2 separate regions of the Mus musculus genome follow, and region 1 is linked to region 2. Evidence: chromatin contacts called from ENCODE Hi-C data. All regions are on one chromosome and are shown on one strand. The core of a region is the stretch at or near the end of the contact, and the rest is flanking DNA. Distances in the headings are between cores, read along the strand shown. Region 1 holds the start of Fbxo40 (F-box protein 40). Region 2 overlaps Hcls1 (hematopoietic cell specific Lyn substrate 1).

Evidence for each region. A loop is a pair of places that touch in the nucleus more often than their neighbours do.
Region 1: a map of gastrocnemius shows a loop between it and region 2 (12-fold over the local background). The contact joins the promoter of Fbxo40 here to the enhancer-like site in region 2. A Hi-C loop is called at or near these places in 7 of 37 maps with a recorded cell type or tissue (gastrocnemius and heart).

Annotation. Positions count from the first base shown.
Region 1 is chr16:36,988,900-36,991,855 of GRCm38, forward strand. It overlaps Fbxo40 (F-box protein 40), which reads right to left and starts at 1,568. Exons shown (of 4, transcript NM_001358217.1): 1 at 1,205-1,568.
Region 2 is chr16:36,943,888-36,946,587 of GRCm38, forward strand. All of the region lies in intron 3 of Hcls1 (hematopoietic cell specific Lyn substrate 1), which reads left to right. Among named protein-coding and RNA genes, the nearest start is that of Hcls1, 10 kb to the left of the region's middle. Within about 2 kb of position 1,421, at least 1 of the 3 ENCODE cell types and tissues checked has a DNase peak (open chromatin) inside an H3K27ac peak, as active enhancers do; it is gastrocnemius, where a contact is called at or near this core.

The DNA of each region.
Region 1 (2,956 bases), core at 318-2,817, 45 kb after region 2:
CTGTATAGACAGATTCGGGGTTACTCCTGTACATTGGAGGTTATAGTGGGCTACAAGAGGGAGCTAGAAGTTAGGCATCTGAGTAGTTTGACTCAGCATTGATGGCTCGAACCCGAACACCACAGATCCCTTTCCGTGTGGGCCACTTCCCAGGATGACCTCAGCTGAACTCTAAACTAGAGAAACATAAGGAAATAAACAGGGCCCATTACTGTTGCTAACGTTTTTCATGCACATAACAATATATAGCAGAGGTTCTTAACTGGTGGAGTGTGGGGGGTCACATAAAGGATATTCTGCATATCAGGTATTTACATTATGGTTCACAACAGTAGCAAAATTACAGTTACAAAGTAGCAATGAAATAATTTTATGGGGGGGGGGGGTCACCACAACATGAGGAACTGTGTTAAAGGGTCACAGCATTAGGAAGGCTGAGATGCAGATATTCCAGGAGCTAGGAGTAGTCCATCTGCCTCTTAAGCTTTTAAAACCATGAATATCTTTCATCACTTCACTTCTGCTGCTCTGGGTGTACTCGCCTCAAGCTGGTCACAGTTTTGAGTTCGGGTGCCTAAGTCTGTGTATGATTTTCAGTTTTCACTTTCATGGCTGCTTCCCCCCGCCCCCCCCCCACACACCCCCAAGAGAAATGGGCGGGAAGGAATTGCCCTGAAGCAGTTTTGTTAGGCAAAACTGAGTTTCAGGTTGCAGGCAGAGTTTGAGCAGCCAGTGCTGTTGAAGTACCGCTGTGGTACATTAGACCGCGATGTGGCTCAGTAGATGGAATTTAAGCCTTGTGACCATGACTTGCAATTAAAGCCACAGAGGTGGTTGGAGAACAGCATTGCAGCGTTTGGACTAACCCTGGGTGTCTACTTTTTCCCTTACCACACACTGCCCTCCCCTGTCACCACTGTGTGACTAAGGTAGCACTGAATCGCTCTGGTTGACTGTAGTAGAAAACCTAAACCGGCAGAAGGCTGCTGACATTGCAAACTGCTGTAGGATTTAAAATCCAAAACACCTTACACATGGCCAGGGCTTTCCATTACCAACCTTTCCCCCATCACCCACATGTAACAAAGTTTAATAACCTACCTTCCACGGTACAAAGGAAATGCACAGTAAGCCTCGGTCCGGTCCACCCATTTATCATCTAAATAACCTGGGTCACACCTGCCGGTGTTTGAAAAAATCTTACCTAAACGGTACAAGCTGGCTCAGCATCCGCAGCTACCAGCCCTTTGCCGTTGATCAAGCAGGTCTGGAGGAGGTGGGTGCCGGTGCTTCCGCTGCAGCAGAGCACCCAAGTTCTGTTGGAAAGGCAAGCGAAAGGGAGAAAACGCCAACTGACATAGTTCAAGCGTTTCAAAGTTAAAAATAAAACTATATCACAGGGCAATGTGACCGGGCTCAGCTTACGACCTCTTTCGTCTCTGTAGGTTATCAACACTCAATGTCTAAGTGCTGGAGGGGCAGAGGAGAGCCCATGGGAAAGTAGCGCTTAGAGCAACCCCGGACTTTGTTTCACAGAGGAGGGAGGAAAGCCTTTGCAAGAAGGGTCAGAGCAAGGCCAACACAGCCTGAGTCCTGTGTGTGCCGTGGGCAGGTCCAGCTGTGTCCAGGAGCTGGGGGAGAAGCAGCTGGCCTCTTGCTCTAATTATAACCCTGTGTTCCACCCAAGCCCCTCACTGGCTGAAGTAGCAAGTTGTGCAAGGGACACAGTTCCATGCTTCTGCTTCTCCCGTTTCTTCTCAGGACAGGTTAGCATCTGCTTTCCTCTGGCCCTGGCCTTTCCCAGGTGGCAGAGAAAGGGAGAGTTTGTCATTCAGAAACAGTCAGTTAGCAAGTCCAAGGAACAGAAGTAGAAGTGGTAGGAGGCTTGGCTATCATTTAGTACAAGTTCCTTTTTACATGTGAAAAGACACAGGATCAGGGAAGGTGAACTATTACATCCATCACCACAAGGCTCAGAGCTAGAAGAAAGACTTCTCAAAGTCTGGGATTCTTCGTCGGATCCTTTTCAAGATAGTTCTTTCAACCTCTTCTTTGAAAAAAAAAATAACGTGAATATTATCTAGTGCATCAAACTGCTCAGTGTGGCTCCCTTTTGAATGTGGGTGGATCTTCAGAGTAAAGAGATGAGTTTATATGTTCTGCTGTGATGAGCAAGCCGTCTCTGAAATTCCCTCCACCCCGTTCTCTCATGCACATTTGTTTATGTGGGCAAGCTCATCTGGGTGAAAAGCCAGACAATAGAAATGATAACATTGTATCCATCTTGTGTTGCAGCACTTCACTGTCTTTGTAACAAAGTTTTCTTGCAGATTCCTTAGGTTGTAGATGATGTCTCAGTCACTTCCTTTCCAGACTGGCTGCCTTTTCTTTTCTTCCTTCCCCCTGTGCCTGGCCTGGAATGTCCTGCACTGTGTTGAACAGGGGCAGCAACAGGGGCTGTCCTGACTTGTCCTGGACAGCCCCTCCTTCATTGGTAAGTTGATAAGTCACCTGTGGAGTTTTTAGTGAATGAATACAAGTACCCTGTGAATCTCTCAGGCAGCTTTTGGCAGGTGGAGGCAGGGAATTAGTAGTTAGTGTCTAGTTTAGTGTCTGTTCTCATCATGAAAGGCTGCGGACTTTTACCAGATGGTCTCTCTGTAGCTCTTGTATTGCATTGATTGGTGTTTCTGTATTGAACCAAACTTCCATTTTTGGCTAAGCCTCATTTGGTCTGGTGCATAGCTTTGTTACTATTGCCATGATGGAACACCATGACCAAAAGCAACTTGGAGAGGAAAGGGTTTATTTCTTATTTATTCAAATGAGAGTTTCTTCCTTGATTGTTTCTCCATGTGTGATGCTGGGGTCTGAACCCAGGCCCTGGCCCTCAGCGGCCAAGAACTGCATTACCATCCCCAGCTTGTCCTCAATTGATTTTCATTTCTAAGTGGAG
Region 2 (2,700 bases), core at 171-2,670:
TCAAAAGCTTTTCCTACTATCCCAGGATTCTATAATTTCATACATTTAGAATTAGCTAGTCAGCTTCTCGGGAAAAAAAAATGCCTCTTGAGAGTTTGACTGGGGGTCCACTGGAGTTGTTAGACCATTTAGAGGGATAGGAAACATGTTGGTAGTATTGAGTTCTCCAATCTATGAACCCGTGGCATTCCTCTACTTATTTAGATCATCTTTGAGTTAGTTTTTCAGAAGTATTATTCAGTGTTCAAGTCTTAAATCATATTTCATTAAATTTGTCCTAAAGCATTTCATGTTATGTTATGACTATGATTTACTTTTAATTTCTGGTCTTCAAATGTCTGCAGCTGGCAGATAGAAATGCAATCGACTTTGATAATGGCGACTCTGTATCCTGAAAGCTTAGTGGTTCCAGTAGCTTCTTTGTGGATAATGTAGGATTTTCTAAACATATGACCATATTGTTGGTGAATAAAGTTTTTATTGTCAGAACTGCTCCGCTTTATGCCTTTATTGCTCCTGTTTCACATTGGAAGCTCTGAATTTTGCTAGATTCGCTTGCTCCGTCAATACAAGCCATGTGAAAAACGTGAAGCAGAGACACTGTGTCAAAAGTCTCCTAGGTATGACACTTGCCACTCTGAAAGCTTCCCTGTATCCCTTCCATCTGTCCACTGTCTCCATGTGTGAGATCTTCTGTGTCCTTGGAGCCTAGCAACACTTCACACTCAAAAGCTGTTTAATTGATATTTATCAAATAAAAAGATTATATATTAAGAGCCATTTGGGATGGATTCAGCTATATGGTAAAGGAATTTATAAGAAGTTGGATTTTCAGTTGGGTGTGGCTACAGATACCTATAAGAAGCTATCCTGGGTGGAAGAGACTGCTTCTCAAAACAAAACAAAACAACCACAAAAACAAAGTAAAATATTTTGTACTTTTTTTTTTTTTGGTCCACAACCTTTTCATTTAAAAACTGTCATCTGTTGGTACAGTCCCCTGATTGGCCATAATTCTGTTGGTACAGTCCCCTGATTGGCACACTGTAATTCAGTAGGTGGATTTGCATATTTGCTCAGTTGAATATGTTTGTCCCAGGCCCTTCTTTCCTCACTTGGATTCTTCAGTTGGGGACCTCACACAGCCATTCAGAAGCTCCGGGCGCCCGCCCGCCCCGCCCCGCCCCGTCCTTTTCAGACCCTGGCAGCCCCAAGGCTGTTGAGCTGACACTGACTCTTTGCTTCCCAGTTACCCGTGGGGTCAGGTGAGGCATGGGAACACAGGGTGCAGCCAGCACTGGGATCCGGTTCATCTGATTCCTCTCCAGCTCTCTAAAATTAACCACGGCTAAAGCTGAAAGGCTTTTTAAAAGCCTTCAGTGAGATTATCCCACTAGACCAGCAGATGGGTCTAATCTTCCATGAAAGGAGAAGGCCTCTCCTGTGACACGGCCACTTTGCCTGGAACCAGTTTCTGCTGGGCCTGAGCTAGGGGAGTCCCAAGGAGAGTAACGACCCCAGACCCTTGCTAATTGCAGAAAGCTGGATCTCTAAAATTGAGAGTTCTCTCCTCTAGATAACGCTATGCGGTCCCAGGAGTCCTTGCAAGGTTTCCCAATTTGTGAACCTTTGTTGTCTGTCATTTGTTGGTACAACTGCCGAGCTGTCAACTCATGTCTTCAGGATGTCTACCCTCTTAGGTCTTGCAGCCTCCATGGTAGTAAGGTGGTAACAAAAGACCTGCCTTCAACCAATTAGGCGGTCTGTCTCAAGAATCATAAAGATGTGCAAATAACTTCCAGCCTACACATTCCTGTCCTAAGAGTCTGCCCCCCCCCCCAAATAACTTTAAATACGGCAAAGCTTAATGTCTAATGATTAAAATATTACAGATAATAGAAAACCAACTAATCTGTATGCCCAGGTGCTTAAAGTAAGCAAGAGGAGTGGGTGTCCTTTGCTGCCTCCAGCGTCGTGTGCTCTCAGAGGCAGAATCCCAGTCTCAGTTATAGGAACTTGAAGCTCTTCTAACAGATAATGATGAGTGGGCTTTGTGGCTTTGTTTCTGTTTGTTATTCCCAGAAATTATCAGGCTTACGTTGGAGAATGTTAATGCTTGATAATAAATAAATAAATAAATAAATAAATAAATAAATACACAAATACTAGTAAATTTACCCCAAACTACATTTCTTTAAGCATCAGTCTTAATGACTGTCATTACATTATTGAAAGGCAGCATTTCAATTTTCTAAGCTATTTTCCAAGTCCTGGGCATACAGATTAGTTGGTTTTCTATTATCTGTAATATTTTAATCATTAGACATTAAGCTTTGCCGTATTTAAAGTTATTTGGGGGGGCAGACTCTTAGGACAGGAATGTGTAGGCTGGAAGTTATTTGCACATCTTTATGATTCTTGAGACAGACCGCCTAATTGGTTGAAGGCAGGTCTTTTGTTAGCATAGAGGGCTCATTGGTTCTGTGACACACAGGTTATGTTAGTGAGAAAAGACAACAGACAACAGGATGTTAGCTTCTCGAGAGCGTAAATCAGGCTACATTGCTTATACCAACCTTTTACTCTAAGCCTGTCAACTGATACATTCAGGGACTCAGAGTTTTCTACAAAAGATTTCCATTTTCTGAGAAGCAGTCTGTCGATCTCCCTGACTGTGGAGAGTCTTAGGTGTGTGGTTCC